Regions from separate parts of the Homo sapiens genome. Here region 2 is linked to region 1. The links are chromatin loops, found by intact Hi-C in ENCODE. Cell type or tissue: CD14-positive monocyte. All regions are shown on one strand.

Region 1 (8,000 bases):
GTATTTTTAGTAGAGACGGGGTTTCACTACGTTGGTCAGGCTGGTCTTGAACTTCTGACCTCGTGATCCGCCCGCCTCGGCCTCCCAAAGTGCTGGAATTACAGGCTTGAGCCACCACGCCTGGCCAATTAAAGTATAATTCTTACTCAATCTATTGAGGAAACATCAAAGGATTATATGTTTTATGCACTGTAAAACCGCTTACAAATGCTCCTCCTTTCCTCTGCCCCTTTTGTAGCCTCCATAATGATGGCAGCTTTACATTCATCCATTCATTTATTCATTCACTTGTTTGTTCATCTGTTCTTTTTCTTTCTTTCCTTTTGTTGATACATAATAGGTATATATATATATATATATATATATTTCAGAGTACATAATAGGTATATATATTTTCAGGGTACATATGATAATTTGATACATTTATATAATGTATAAAAATCAAATCAGGATAACTGGAAAACTCATCACCTTAAATATTTATCTTTTTTTTTTTTTTTTTTTTGAGATTGAGTTTCACTCTGTCGCCCAAGCTAGAGTGCAGTGGCGCCATCTTGGCTCACTTCAACCTCCACCTCCCAGGTTCAAGCCATTCTCCTGCCTCAGCCTCCTGAGTAGCTGGGATTATAGGCGGCCGCCACCACGCCCAACTAATTTTTTGTATTTTTAGTACAGACGGATTTTCACCATGTTGGCCAGGCTGGTCTCGAACTCCTGACCTCAGGTGATCCACATGCCTCGGCCTCCCAGAGTGCTGGGATTACAGGCATGAGCCACCGTGCCCGGCCTGAAATGTGCTTTTAAATACCCAACTACCTATCTAGAAGTGAACGATTTTGCTGCAAGGCAAGAACATTTCTGAGATTTTACAACATGTCCTGAGATAGGAGATAGGAGACACACTGGAGTGTCATCAAAACAAGGTTGCAGATCACACACTCTAGGGCCCCTCGTCAAAGTGGAGAGTGACACCCATAAACCGGAGGTGTCTCTAGAAATTGCTACCCATTAGCACCTCTCAGTTCGTCTCCTCACTCCTGCCCTCCCCCCATCCCTCTCACCGCCCTGCCAGTCTCTGGATTGAATTCGTTCAGCGCTGGGCCGCACATTGGGAGTGGGGACACAGCATTGCACTGGCATGAGTCACCGCACCCAGCCTTAAGTATTTATCTTTATGCGAGGAACATTTGAATTATTCTCGTCTAGCTATTTTGAAATGTACAACGGATTATTGTTAACTATGGTCATCCTACCGATCTATTGAACATACTCGTCTACTCAATCAGCAAACACTGAGAACCAACTGGGTGCTCTTTTTAGTATTCTACTCTTTGTAAGTATTGTTTCTTCCAAAATGCTCTCTTTCTCTCCTACTCTCACTTTTCAAATCTCAACATTCTGTCCAGACATCTAGCCCAAGGGTCTCGCCGTCTCTCTCATTCTATACCTATGCTGGTCTTTATTCTGAAGATCATATTCCAAAGATCATTATAGCCTTTCTGCACTCTTGAGTTATCTCTGTTGGTCCCTTAACAGGATTCCCCTGAACAAACAGTAGTCTAGAAATGGACCCAGCAAACTAGAATTCTTCCCCTTTAAGATCTATTTAAGGCCGGGCACGGTGGCTCCTGCCTGTAATCCCAGCACTTTGAGAGGCGGAGGCGGGTGGATCACGAGGTCAGGAGATGGAGACCATCCTGGCTAACACGGTGAAACCCCGTCTCTACTAAAAATACAAAAAATTAGCCGGGCGTGGTGGCGGGCGCCTGTAGTCCCAGCTACTTGGGAGGCTGAGGCAGGAGAATGGCGTGAACCCAGGAGGCGGAGGTTGCAGTGAGCCGAGATCGCGCCACCGCACTCCAGCCTGGGCGACGGAACGAGACTCCGTCTCAAACAAAACAAAACAAAAAACTATTTAAGAAGAAGGGGAAGATTGTGGATATTAATATTTTAATAATATTTGTCCTAGTTATACATTAATGAGTACGTATACACACAAAAATAAGAATCAGGGCAAACATATTCTGAGTTCCAAATGGATGATGCAATCAGTAGATGCTATAGGATTAAGGGCCAAAATATGTGTTTGGGCCCCAGATGAATTTCCTCATAGTGATCTCACCACTGCGGTGCAGTGAAATAAATCCTGGACCTCAGGCCAGGGGAGCGCAGCTCCTGGCTCTGTCCCTTAGCCCTGGGTGGGTCATCTGGAACAAACACCTTAACTCTTCGAGCCTCTGGTTCCTCATCTGTGGAGATAGGGATGATTATACTAGCAGTATTCCTATGAGAAGAGCTTGGAGGCTCTGTGACATAATGGACACTTAGCCCTTCAGAGCTCAGGGAATGATTGTTCAGTCTGAATCCTTCAGTTCTAAATTCTTTATGAGTGGGACCCAGGGAGAGGCAAGCGATGCTGTGACCGGAGTTCAAGACCTGTTTTGCAACAAAGTAACCGAAACCCACCAAACATATAAACTCTGTCCGGGCATGGATTTTTGTCCTTTTTGTTCACTAATATACCCCAAGTGCCTACAATGATGCCTGGCCCATTGTAGGAGCCCAGTAGGTATTTGGTAAATTAAACAAATTTTATGTTGCAGTATAAGATACATTTTGGTGCCTTTGAAACCTAGGTCTCAGACATTGCTAGGGAGAATGACTATTGCAATAGCTTTTTGAGGTGCAATCAGGCAGAAACTATCCAAGTTCAAAATGCACACATACATCTTTGCAGGTACAATATAAATTTCTATGCTCCAGGTAGTCAACTAAATATTACTACAGCTCATCTGCATATTAACTAGCCCTGCCTATTATAGTAGTAGCTATCATTTACTGAGCATGTACATAGTGTAAAGTAGTGGCTCAGAGCACAAACTCTGAAGAAGAGTCCCTTGCTTTAAACCCTGGCTCTGGCTGGGCAGGGTGGCTCACGCCTGTAATCCCAGCACTTCGGGAGGCCAAGGCGGGCTGATCACGAGGTCACCAGATAGAGACCATCCTGGCTAACATAGTGAAACCCCGTCTCTACTAAAAATACAAAAAAAAAAAAAATTAGTTGGGCGTGGTGGTGGGTGCCTGTGGTCCCAGCTACTTGGGAGGCTGAGGCAGGAGAATGGCATGAACCCGGCAGGTGGAGCTTGCAGTGAGCCGAGATTGTGCCACTGCACTCCAGCCTGCGTGACAGAGTGAGACTCCGTCTCAAAAAAAAACAACAACAACAACAAAAAAAACCTGACTCTGCCATATACCAGTTAATGTGACTTGGATTTAGTCATTTTAACCTGTTTCTTTGTCTGCAAAATATGGATGATATCAGCACCCACCTACCTCAGGGGTTTTTAACAGTATTAAAGGGGTTCAGATATGGAAATGCTTATGACAGCCTTTGCTACACAAAGAGTTCACGTTCACTTTTTATTCATAGGGACTTCGGATGCTCGACTCAGTTCTTGTATAGCTGAAGCTTAGAGAAGTTAAATAATGAAGGTTAGAAGCAGCTAGTCAGCTACAGAACTGGAACTTGAACTCTTATCCCTCTACCCCAGTGCCTGGAGGCTTAACCATCCCATTCCTCAGTGACAGGAGATAGCACCAACATATTTTCCTTGATTCACAAAGTATTTCTGTCCTGATCCATGTTTTCCAAGTATTCCGCCCTGATCCTTGTCACAATCACCATGCTTGAGGTTAAGAAAACAACAAACATCATCATCCCCAGGTAACCTTGCCACCCCCAATAAGACTCGTGGCTGGTAGGCTGGTGGGCAGAGCTTCCTCTGGTGACATAACGAAGGGTCCAGAACTGGTTCTCCCTCCATCTGACCCCAAACCTGAATTTCCACCATAAAACAATCCTGCCCTTATTTCCCTTTGACTCATTTTTTTTCTTCTAAATTTACTTCCTCTTACGGTATTGCTTCCCTTTTTGAAAAATGCTTGTAATTCTTTTTGGGACAAGGTGGGTTATAAATACACTCATTAGCTTCCATGCTGGGGACTAGGGGCTGGATAGCCCTGAAGAGGCTCAGGCTGGGGCCTCCACCCTAGGTCTGTGTCTCTTGCAGGAGCTCTGGAGAGAAGGCCTGGTACTGAGAGGCAGGGTAATCAATTTCTCCTCAGTGCTGAGGCCTGTTTCTCGTTAGGGCCCTGGCTCCACGTGGCTCTGTGCCCTCCCTGCCCCACCCCCATACATGCTATTCCAGGCTCTGAGCACCCAGCCACGGCTTATTTTCCTGCCATGATGAGGGTTAAACAGCGAGTGGTTATTGAATGCCTGCTGTGTGCAGAGACCAGGCTGGGGACCACAGTGGCGAGGCCGAGGGGGTATGGCAGGAGAAAAGAAAGGCCCAGCCCTTGGGGATTTGCACGCCTGGCACAGACAGCAACAGCGACAGCCACAGCCACAACAGTAATAACAACAGTGTGGCAAGAGGACCAACTAGGAACCAGTAGAATGGCAGGCTCCAGAGCTGTGACCCTGTCTGACCCATGAGTACGTCCTGGTAGGAATGTTCACACTTTAGTGCTTTGGGGATTAGGTACCCTTCGGGGGGTAGAGGGGATGGGATGTGAGCAGGACCATGCATTTTGCTCCTCAGTGCCCATCAGGGTGTCTCCTGGGGAGTTTCCTCAGGCGGCCACGGTTCTGGAATGGACTTTCACTTCTGTCTTTATAGTCATCTGCTCGGTTCTCTTGGTTACATCACTGAGAATCTGTCTCTGATTATTTCCCCATCAACAACAGAGAGTCTGTGTTTGCACGTACCCACCGGCGACAGCTGGGTGGATAACGGCACCCTGATTGCCTTCGCATAGGGTCTCCCAACCCAGATCCTCACATGAACAAAGACAAAACTGTGGCCCTGGGTTTGCTCAAGGTCACACAATGAGAAACAATGTGAAGTGGGACTTGGATCTTCTTGTTCCCTGTGCGGGGCTCGTGGAAAATCAACATTGCTCCTAGCAAGACGGTCCTGCTGCATTTTAATAAGGTGGAAATGCCCCGGTCTGTTTTGTTTTTCCTCTCTCTTTCCAAAACCTTTGAGCGCAGAGCTTCTTATCCACGAGTGTTTACTGAACACGTCTATGTCTCTGGCACTTGCGAAGCCCTGTAGGAGCTACAGAGATCTAAAGACCTGTTTCGCAGGGACTGTCCAAACCCAGGTCTGACTCTGAAGACAGCCCCAGCTACATAGCAGGTTGGATCTTGGGAGGGAATTTAGAAGTTTTTTTGTCATAGTGGAAGGAATTGGATAAAAATTCCAAATACTCGGTTTGCATTTTTGTTGTTTTTTTCCAACTGGGCAGCATTTCCACCCACTTTGGGTTTTATATTGAGTGCAAACAGCGCTGCCAAGAGGCAATGTTCTACCTTCAAATCAGGAGGCCGCTTCACAGTTCTGAACCCTGGGGTAGCTGCTTCTCATGACCTTCCAAGTTGCTGGGCATTCAGATTCTAGAAACGTAATTGGGCTTTCGGGGTCTGCTTGCATCCTCCTGGCTAAAATAGCTCAGGCCATAAAAATACCAGAATGAGAATACTTGCAGCAACCTCACATCCACATATTCCAAGCAGAGGCCATTAAAACCTCCACATGACACTGGTGCTGCTCTTCAATGCCACAGGAGCACACAGCTGAATGGAAAAGGAAGGGGCATTTTCAGGGTGAGTTCAGCACCCATCAGTATAAGCTTTCATTTATCCTCCTAAAAAATCATCTTGCAGCCTTTCAGAATAATTGATAAAGTTTGAGTCCCTTTTGACATGGTTTTACCAGGCCACATTAAGGCATGGTCTTTACATATTGCCTTTGTCAATGTGAGTAATTAAATCTCTGGTTGGGAGAGACAAGGTTCAGTAACATTTGGTGGTTCTGACCTACCCATTCCACTCTACCTCTGCCAGCCATCTAGTCCAAACCACCTCCATGTTTTGCCTAGAATCTCAAAGAGCACCTTATCTGACTTGTCTACCCTCAGTTTTCCCCTTTCACATCCATTCTCCACAAAGCACATGTGTAATTTTTTTCAAAGACACACCTGGTCATGATCCTCCTTGACTGATTGACTAAGACAGTGTCTTACTCTGTTGCCCAGGCTGGAGTGCAGTGGTGCAGTCATGGCTCACTGTAGCCTCAACTTCCTGGGCTCAGGCAATTCTCTCACCTCAGCCTGCCAAGTAGCCGGGACTGCAGGTGTGCACCACCACACCCAGCTAATTTTTGTATTTATTTTGTAGAGATGGGGTTTTGCCATGTTGCCTAGGTTGCTCGCAAACTCCCAGGCTTAAGTGATCCACCCAGACCTCAGCCTCAGCCTCCCAAAATGCTGGGATTACAAGCATGAGCCACTATGCTCGCCCTCAATCCTCCCCTATTTAAAACCCTCTAGGAGCTCCCCACTGTCTCCAAGTCCAAACATCACCCCAGAGCTTAGGAAGCCCTCAGTGACCTGGCCCAACCCCACCCCTCTGGCTTCACCTTGCCCCATTTCTAGCTTGGTGGAAATCCTCGGATGTTCCATGCTTTCTCTTCAAGGTTTTCAAACCTGCCAGCATCTCTGGAAGCTTTCCCTCTGTCCTTCACTGTGCTTATTCACATTTACCCTTTGGGTCTCAGTTACTATTCCATGAGAAGAGGGAGCAAATCTCTCATTCATTACTTGTAGTGGGTGGAATGGTGGCCCCCTTCCCAAATGATATGTTCTTCTAGTCCCTGGGAATGTGACCTTATTTGCAAAAAGAGTCTTTGCAGGAGTAATTAACTTAAAGATATCCTGATAAAGTCATCTTAGATTATCCAGGTGAGCCTTAAAACCAAGAGAAAGGCAGAGGGAGATTTGAGACACAGAGCAGAAGGCCATGTGATGGTGGCTGCAGAGATTAAAGCCTTGCAGCCATGAGCCAAAAAGCACATGGAGCCACTAGAAGCTAAGAGGCAAGGAACTGAATTTCCCCCGGGGTCTTTGGCGATAGGGAGGGTGGCCCTGATGACACCGTGATTTCAGACTTCTGGTCTCCAGAACTCTGACAGAGTAAATTTCTGTTGTTTTAAGCCACTCAGCTGGTGATAATTTGTTACATCAGCCCTAGAAAGCCAATGCAGTGCCATGCCCCTCACCCCCAATGTGCTGCCCGGCACTGAACAAATTCAATCCAGAGACTGGCAAGGAGGTGAGAGGGATGCGGGAGGCGGGAGTGGGGAGATGAACTGAGAGGTGCTGAAGGTTAGCCATTTCTAGAGGCACCTCCAATTTATGGGTGTCGCTCTCTGCTTTGAGGAGGGTCCCTAGCGTGAGAGTGTGTGATCTGCCACCCTGTTTTCGTGACACTCCAGTGTTTCTCCTATTATCTCAGGACGTGTTGTGAAATCTCAGAAATATTCTTGCGGCAAAATCGTTCACTTCTAGATAGGTAGTTGTGAATTTAAAAAGCACATTTCAGTCGTTTAGCAAATATAGCTTAGCATCTGTAAGAGTCCTTCAAACTTTATATGAGTTGATTTTCTCCCTGAAATTTGTTCCTTTTCCAGTTGTTTTTGTCCCTCTTTGATGTAGTCGTCCCCTTCCCTCCCTCCCTTCCTTCCTTCCCCCCCCTTCCTTCCTCTCTCCCTCCCTCCCTTCTTCCTTCCTTCCTTCCTTCTTTTTTTCTTTCTTTCTCTCTCTCTTTTTCTTTCTTTCTTTCTCTTTTCTCTCTCTTTTTCTCTTTCTTTCTCTCTCTTTTTCCTCCCTCCCTTCCTTTCTTTCTTACTTTCTTTCTTTCTCTCTTTTCTCTCTTTTTCTCTTTCTTTCTCTCTCTTTTTCCTTCCTTCCTTCCTTCCTCCTTCCCTATCCTCCTTCTCTCCCTCCCTCCATCCTTCCTTCCTTGTTTCTCTTTCCTTTCTTTCTTTTTCTTTCTTTCTCTTTCTGTCTTTTTTCTCTCTTTTTCTCTTTCTTTCTCTCTCTCTTCCCTCCCTCCCTCTTTCTTTTCTTTCTTTCTTTCTCTCCTTCCTTCCTTC
Region 2 (8,000 bases), 49 kb before region 1:
GGGCTTATGGGTGTGAGCCACAATGCCCGGCCTGTAGTGAGTTTTAGAAAATAAAAATGACGTCTTCATTTTTTCTTTCTTGCAAATATCTCAGTTTTATCTAGAAGATCTTTTTCTTTCCTGCATATATCTAGGTTTTATCTAGACCTTTGACTTCTGTCAAAGGTGTGAAATTTAAACCTTTGGAATTTTATCCAAAGCATTTTTGCCCTAAAAGCTTTTTTCCCTATTGATTCTTATACCTAATATTCCCAACCCAGTCCTGGTTAAGGCTGCCCTAGTCAGGAGACATTTTTAAGAGACAAAGCAAGTGACCCAAGGCACTGGCCCTACAGAAATCTGGAAGCTGGTACAAGCATGTATGCACCCATGTGCCTATATACCTGTGCCCACTGTGCACATGTTCAAGCACGCACGTGTCTCTGTATGTGGTTGCTCACACGTGTGCATGCACGTGTGTGTGTGGCAGTGACACTGTGCAGAATGAATGAAAGGACATCATAGTTTGTATGTTGAAGACTCATGGGTCTTTCAAAGTTGATAAATCTGGCTTTCACATAGAAGGCGAGGTCTTAGATGAAGATAAAGGAATTCAGGAAATATCATCCCCAAAATGACACTTTGGTATGCTGATTACTTTGAACTGAGGACACCTGGGACATAGCATATGCAGGCAGAGGCTTTCTCAGAACTCCCTATCTGCCTACTGATGGATCCTCTAAAAAGAACTCAGTTGTCATGAATCCCCTCCTGGGGAATTTCATCAAGCAGAGAAGATTAACTGGGATCACAGGAGAGGAGACTGGAGTTCGACACCATAGCCAGACAGACTTTGCCACAGGCTGTCACCTATTCTTCTGAGGTCCTGTTCATCTTTCCCCCAAATCAATCTCTCCTGAGTTACCTACATCTCCCCTCCCCTCTCCTTTATGAAGAGGGAATATAAGACTCTAGATCCACCAGGTTTTGAGGTACAGTAGTCCCCTCCTTATCTATGGGTGATAAGTCTCAAGCCCTCCAGTGGATGCCTGAAATCAAAGATGGCACCAAACCTTATAGTCTGATGTTTCCTATACATGCATACCTATGATAAAGTTTAATTTATAAATTAGGCTGGGCAAGGTGGCATGCATCTGTAGTTCCAGCTACTTGGGAGGCTGGGCCAGGAGGAGAGCTTGAGCCTGGGAGTTTGAGACCAGCCTGGGAAACATAGTGAGACCCCATCTCTAAAGCAAATTTAAAAAATAAATTAGGCACAGAAAGAGATTTAACAATAATTAATAACAAAATAGAATAATTAGAATAATATACTGTATAAAAGTTGTATGAATATGGTTTTTTTCTCCTCAAAATGTCTTATTGTACTGTACTCACCTATTTTCGAACCATGGTTGACCGTGGGTGACTGAGACAGAGGAAAGCAAAACTGTGGATAAGGGTGGGGGGGAGGCGGATTTTATTCATGTTTCTTTCATGTGACACCCCTGTGCATGTAATAAATTTGTATATCTTGTCTCTTGTCAAGCTGTCTACTGTCAGTTTACATCATAGACTCAATTATCAAACCTTCAGAGGGTAGAGGGAAAGTTCTCCCTCCCCTTCCAAAAAACCCTCCATGCTAACTGGACCTGGGTAGATCAAGGGGGATGAAGTACACCTAGGAAGGACTACATGGATGGTTTTCAAGCTCTAGTGCCTGCGATACTTAATAAAAACTTTTGGAGGTTCCCAACCCCAAAGATTCTGAGTCAGTTGTCCAGGGTGGAGACAGGAGTTGGCATTGTAACCAGTGTACTACCGATTTCTCCTTCCTTCCTTCCTTCCTTCCTCCCTCCTTTCATCTTTCTTTCCTTTTCTTTTCTTTCTTTCTTTCTTTCTTCTTTCTTTCTTTCTTTCTTTCTTTCTTTCTTTCTTTCTTTCTTTCTTTCTTTCTTTCTTTCTTTCTTTCTTTCTTTCTTTCTCTTGCTCTCTCCCTCCCTCCCCTCCCCTCTCCTCCCCTCCCCTCCTCCCCTCCCCTTCCCTTCCCTTTCCTTTCCGACAAAATCTTGCTCTGTTGCCCAGGCTGGAGAGCAGTGGTACGATTTCTTGGCTCACTGCAACCTCTGCCTCCCTGGTCAAGCGATTCTCTTGCCTCAGCCTCCCAAGTAGCTGGAATTACAGGTGACTGCCACCACACCTGGGTAAGCTTTGTATTGTTAGTAGAGGTGAGGTTTTGCCATGTTGCCCGGACTGGTCTTGAACTCCTTACCTCAGGTGATCCGCCTGCCTCAGCCTCCCAAAGTGCTGAGATTACAGGTCTGAGCCGCCGTGCCTGGCCCCATACCAGCAATTTCCCATGGCGAGGAACACCAGTTTACCCTATAAGCCAGATTCTTCCACAATGTTTCATTAACTCTTTCCTAAGTGTGTTGCTTTTTACTGAGGCCTGGGTCCTTTCTAAAAATAAATGCTAGTTTGGCCTCAAAGTAATTTGGGTTGCCAGTTTTGACTCTTTTCTCTGTCATTCTACCCCTCTCCCTCCCCCTTCACTCCCTTCCCTCAAATTATTCTGCCCATACCCGCTCACCGCTTCCTCCTTTTCCTTAGTTTTAGTTCAAGAAGCCATTTAATGAGCTTCCACTAAAGCTTAAAGGGCTGAGGCTGTAAGAATGAATTGAGACAGAGTCCCTGTCTTTGAGCAGGTGAAGTCCGGTGGGGGAGGCAGGTAGATAAAACAGATCATTTCAGCAGGGAGAGCCACACATTAAAATAACCAAGGTGACGCCTGGCGAGGTGGCTCACACCTTTAATCCCAGCACTTTGGGAGGCCGAGGCTGGCCGATCATTTGAGGTCAGGAGATCGAGACCAGCCTGGCCAACATGGTGAAACCCTGTCTCTACTAAAAATACAAAAATTAGTTGGGCATGGTGGTGCATGCCTGTAATATCAGCTACTCGGGAGGCTGAGGCAGGAGAATCACTTGAACCCAGGAGGCAGAGGTTGCAGTGAGCCTAGATCCCGCCACTGTATTCTAGCCTGGACGATGGAGCGAGACCCTGTGTCAAAAAAATAAATAAATAAATAAATAAATAAATAATAAAAAATAAATTAAATAAATAAATAAATAAAATAAAATAATAGCCAAGGAGAGGGCCTGGGCAGCAGCTGCCTGAATGAGTGATGGGCTCAGAGGGAAGGGAATTGGAGAAAGTGCTTTCAACAGCACTGTTTTCCAGCTAGCTGAAGTGGGGCTCAGTGACCAATCTCAGTTCCAATCCCCACCAAACTAAAGCACATGCATTTGCCAGTTGCCAGTGTATCAGGAGAACAGCCAAAGAAGCCGAATATTAGAGAAAAAGAGCAAAATTAATTCAAAGTGTTCATTATGAAATCATAGAGTATTCCAAATATCCAGGGAGTAAACATACATTTATCAAGTTAACATATGAAATTTGTTCTAACAGATTTTCTAAATTTAGATTTTTGTTTTGCCTAATTTCATAGAAAGGGCATCACTCAGTGAATGATGAAGTGGACTTGGGGGATGAATATTCACCTGAACCCCTTCCTCCCGCCTCTGCTGCAGCTGCCCCTCCCCCCTCAGCCAGGCTTGACCTTAGACAAGGCAGTTTCTATTTTTTAGTTTCCAAGTTGTGAGAGAGGAAAAAAAAAAAGGTTTGCTTCCAGCTGTTTGACAATGATGCTGAGAAGATTTATGCACACATTCTGGTGAAATCACCTGAGTTGGCTGAAGGAGCAAATAATGCGTGTGCTTTTATTGAAGAGAAAAGGGAAGCAGAAGATGCACATTTCATTTCACTGTACTCCTGGCTGGCTAATTAGAAAGCAGGTTCATTAAGGGTTGGGCCTGAAGAAAAAGCCCAAAGCCTGAAAAGAGACCAAAGAGAATGACATCATTTCCCCTGTATCTTCCCTAAGGGCATCCTGGTATTGGAGAGAAGGACTCAGGCCCCAGAAATGAAGCAAAAACAGCCCAATTTCCAATACTGATTACTTTGGACCAGAACCGTACACAGAAAAAGAGGACACTTGGTTTTTGTTGTTTGTTTTTTGTTTTTTTTGAAAAAAAATAAAGGAATGAGGCAAACAAAGAACATGGTTTTCTGACTTGGTTGAATATAAAGCAAAGAGGGAAGTTTAAGCTAAATCGTAACATGGGGTGTCCTTTTTCTTCTTCCCTTCATATAGAAATCAAAACAACTTACAGATCCTACACGACTAATTGTTAGGAAATTTAGATTTGCTAAAATTTTTGAAATAGAAGTATTGGTTTAAAAGCTTATACCTTAAAAAAAATCATTTTTATTTTTATAGTAATACTAGATGTAATTGGGCAGATAAATTAAGTTGGAATATCTTTTTTTTTATGACTTCGGCACATAGCTGTTACTCTTATATTGAAATTGTGGGTCGGGTGCCGTGGCTCACGCCTGTAATCCCAACACTTTGGGAGGCTGAGGTGGGCGGATCACCTGAGGTCAGGAGTTCAAGACTAGCCTGGCTAACATGGTGAAACCCCATCTCTACTACAAATACAAAAATTAGCCAGGTGTGGTGGTGCGTGCCTGTAGTCCCAGCTACTCAAGAGGTTGGGGCAGGAGAATTGCTTGAACCTGGGAGGTGGAGGGTGCAGTGAGCCGAGATCGTGCCACTGTACTCCAGCCTGGGTGACAGAGACTCCATCTCAAAAAATAAATAAATAAATAAATTTAAAAATTACATATATATGTATATATGTGTATTTATACACATATATACACACAAATTGTGAAGTTTCCTGCCAGGTGAATACCTCGTTAAATTCATTTCTTTGCCTCCAGCAATAAGATACACTTAAAAATCTATTGTTTTTGCTCTGGTGATGAGAGAATCCTGACTGTTATATGTGACTACAAGTTGCTTTTCTCTTTCAGTTAGTCAAATATACTCAGAGGAACCCAGGAATGATCCTTGGGCAGCATCCATGGCAAATTCCTAAATTGGGAGTCTGTTATTCTGGCTGCTGAATTGCATTTACTCTGGGAGGCTGGACTGTAGTCAAGCCTTGTCCCATCTCCAAGCCCCACCCCCTCCAGACTCTAAGACTCTGGAGCACACACAAGGAAATATGACTTGGAGAAAATCAAGTCCTCTCATATTTTACAGCTTGAATTTTGAAATCCATCAAACTCAACTGAGCCCCAGGAAGAAGAGGCGAAGTCAATACTGGGCTTCTGTGTAACCCCATCTTCTTCTTTACCTTGAAATAAAGAGGAGACAACTTATCAATCATCTGCATCTCTAGAAAGTGCAAGCTTTTAGGCTATCTGTGTTTTGGAAGTTAATGTTATAGAAGAGAAGAAAAGAACCTCTATAGAGCTTTTGCAATAAGGTGACAAGAGACTCAGATTATGGAAGTAAATTTGGAAAGCCTTTTTCATAACTAACACTAATAACTTTTAACACAATTTTGCCTGGGAATTGTGGTGTTTCTAGCACTGAGGTTTTCTTAGCAGATGCCACCAGTAATATCTGCTCTTGAACCCAGCTCTCTCCTAAATGTCATTTATCTATCCATCCATCCACCTAATGGGGCTCAGGACATGCTACCCCCAAATATGGCGCCTTAACATTTGAGAAAACAGCAGGAAGATCACTCACCCTCACCCCTACTCCCCACCTTTCTTTTCTAAAGCACGTCATAAAAACCAAGGAGGAATTTTTCTTTCTCCTGAAGCAGGTCATAACACCCCCATGTAAGAAGTGCCCTCCCTATACCCAGTGGAAAGAACATCCTTATCTTATAAGACAAAAGGCCACAGAGAAGAATCTGAACAAATAGGCCTTGCTAAGTTTCCCCTAGTTTATTACCATTGGATTATACCCTTTGTGCAATCCTATTTCTCCATAACAGTCTACTTATTCATCAAACCTAGCATGTATTAATAAATACACAAGTTTAACCATTTCTTCAGGTCTTCATTTCCTTATGAAGATGCCCGTGTCATGTAAAATATAAATTAAGTAAGCCTGTGTGCTTTTTTCTTATTAATCTGTCCTTTGGATGAGTGAGGAAAATATTTTTTTTCTCCCCTACACATCCAACAAGCCTCTTTTCCAGGATGTAGACTATGTGCTAACCAGTGTTTAGAGCACTGCAGGGAATAGGATGTGGCAGGACAGTCTGCCAGGGAAAAAGAACCTGATACTGTTGGGGCACAGAGAAAGATACCCCAAAGTATGGAATTTAAGGGAAATTGGAAGGCTTTAGAAACTGCCTTGGAACCAAGATCCTTTTTTTTTTTGAGATACAGTCTTGCTCTGTTGCTCAGAGCTGGAGTGAAGTAGTGCGATCGTGAAGCAACCTCTGCCTCCCAGTTTTAGGCAGTTCTCTGCCTCAGCCTCCTGAGTAGCTGGGACTACAGGCATGTGCCACCAGGCCCGGCTAATTTTTGTATTTTTAGTAGAGAAGGGGTTTCACCATGTTGGCCAGGCTGGTCTTGAACTCCTGACCTCGTGATCCACCCACCTCAGCCTCCCAAAGTGCTGGGATTATAAGCGTGAGCCACCGTGCCTGGCCAGAACTTTTTAACTTTCTTTCTTTTGTTTCCTTCCCATCCAGTACAGAGAAGGGCTCTCTCTAGCAGTTCCCTTATCTGATTGAGGAAAACTTCCAAAAGAAATTGAATTGTGTTAAGACTCTCTCCTTAGGAATCTCATCAAATAATCGGGAATGATTAACTACCAGAGATGAAAGGAAATAGAAGTCATCACCATGCCCACATAGACTTTTCATCTATTCTTTTTTTTTTTTCTTTTTTTGAGACTGTCTCACTCTATGGCCCAGGCTGGAGTGCAGTAGCCACTGAAATCTCTTCCTCCTGGGTTCAGGCAATTCTCATGCCTCAGCCTCCCGAGTAGCTGGGATTACAGATGCCCACTACCACGCCTGGCTAATTTTTGTATTTTTAGTAAAGACAGGGTTTCATCATGTTGGTCAGGCTGGTCTCGATCTCCTGACCTCAAATGATCGGCCGGCCTCAGCCTCCCAAAGTGCTGGGATTGTAGGCATGAGCCACCAAGCCCAGCCTCATCCGCTCTTTAGAGGGCAGCTCGGAAAAATTATCTAAGAGACTTTATATGCATGGTAAGACAACCTTTGTTCACAGTGTAGTTCCACCCCTCACCTTCTAGTAACTTTTCCCATTCAGTTTCCAAAGAAAATTATTGACAAACTATTGTCTGCTCTTTGGGCTCATTCAATTCACCTGAAAATAATTTATTACCCCTCAAAATTGCCTATACCCCTATTTTTCTCTTCCCTATGAATAGGGTATAAATACTTCAACCATCTGTCCTTTCTTTGAGTCTCATATTTGCAGGACTCCTGTGTGATGTGCACATTAATAAATGTGTATGCCTTTTCTCCTATTAATCTGTCTATTGTCAGTTTGTTTAGGAGACTTGAACCTTCAAAAGGAGAAGGAAATTTTCTTTGCCTCTACAATAACTTAAGGCAAACCATAAAATGCCTGCTACGGTAGGCAGAGGGTTATGGGAGCACAGTGCAGGGGCACCAACGTCATCTTGAGGGGCCAAGAAAGTGACAACTAAGCTGAGACTCAAAGCAATGAGCAGTTAGCCAGGTCAAGGGCATGGTGCTTTTGGGACGAGTGCCAGTGTTTCAGTGTGGCTAGATGGGGAAGAGAGGAAGACAGCAAGTGTGTGTGAGTGTATGTGCCTATATGGTGAGAAGTAAGGCTGGAAAGATGAACAGGAGGGAATTACATGGCAAGATAAGAAATTGTGAGGGCAACAAAGGACCATTGAAGAATTTGAAAGAAACTCCATTTTAAAGAAAATGGAAGGATCAAATGGACAGTTTACGAAGATCACTATGGCTACAATATGTAGGAGGCAAAGAAGAGAGATAGGGAGGTTAGTCAGAAGGCTGTCATAGTGCTCCAGACTACATATGCTGAATTAAAAAGTATTCATTGATTAATGAATTAATAAGTAT

The links. Hi-C counts contacts between places; a loop is a spot of excess contacts. Peaks named below come from ENCODE experiments on the same cell type or tissue, not always from the same donor. Only the 100,000 strongest peaks of a DNase experiment are listed, where the experiment ranks them.
Region 2: it touches region 1 in a loop (1.9-fold over the local background); 3 of 110 quality-filtered maps call a loop at or near these places.

What each region holds. Positions count from the first base shown.
Region 1 is chr4:26,215,000-26,222,999 of GRCh38, reverse strand. All of the region lies in intron 1 of LOC124900690 (a long non-coding RNA gene), which reads left to right. It also overlaps a transcript of RBPJ not described here. Among named protein-coding and RNA genes, the nearest start is that of RBPJ, 100 kb to the left of the region's middle. RefSeq lists an enhancer at 4,771-4,830. In CD14-positive monocyte, no CTCF peak of the experiment used is centred here; DNase peaks (open chromatin) are centred at 3,869 and 4,679; H3K4me3 peaks cover 2,107 bases; H3K27ac peaks cover 2,407 bases.
Region 2 is chr4:26,264,317-26,272,316 of GRCh38, reverse strand. The region is part of intron 1 of LOC124900690 (a long non-coding RNA gene); the gene reads left to right. It also overlaps a transcript of RBPJ not described here. Among named protein-coding and RNA genes, the nearest start is that of RBPJ, 53 kb to the left of the region's middle. In CD14-positive monocyte, no CTCF peak of the experiment used is centred here; a DNase peak (open chromatin) is centred at 3,836; H3K4me3 peaks cover 539 bases; H3K27ac peaks cover 2,160 bases.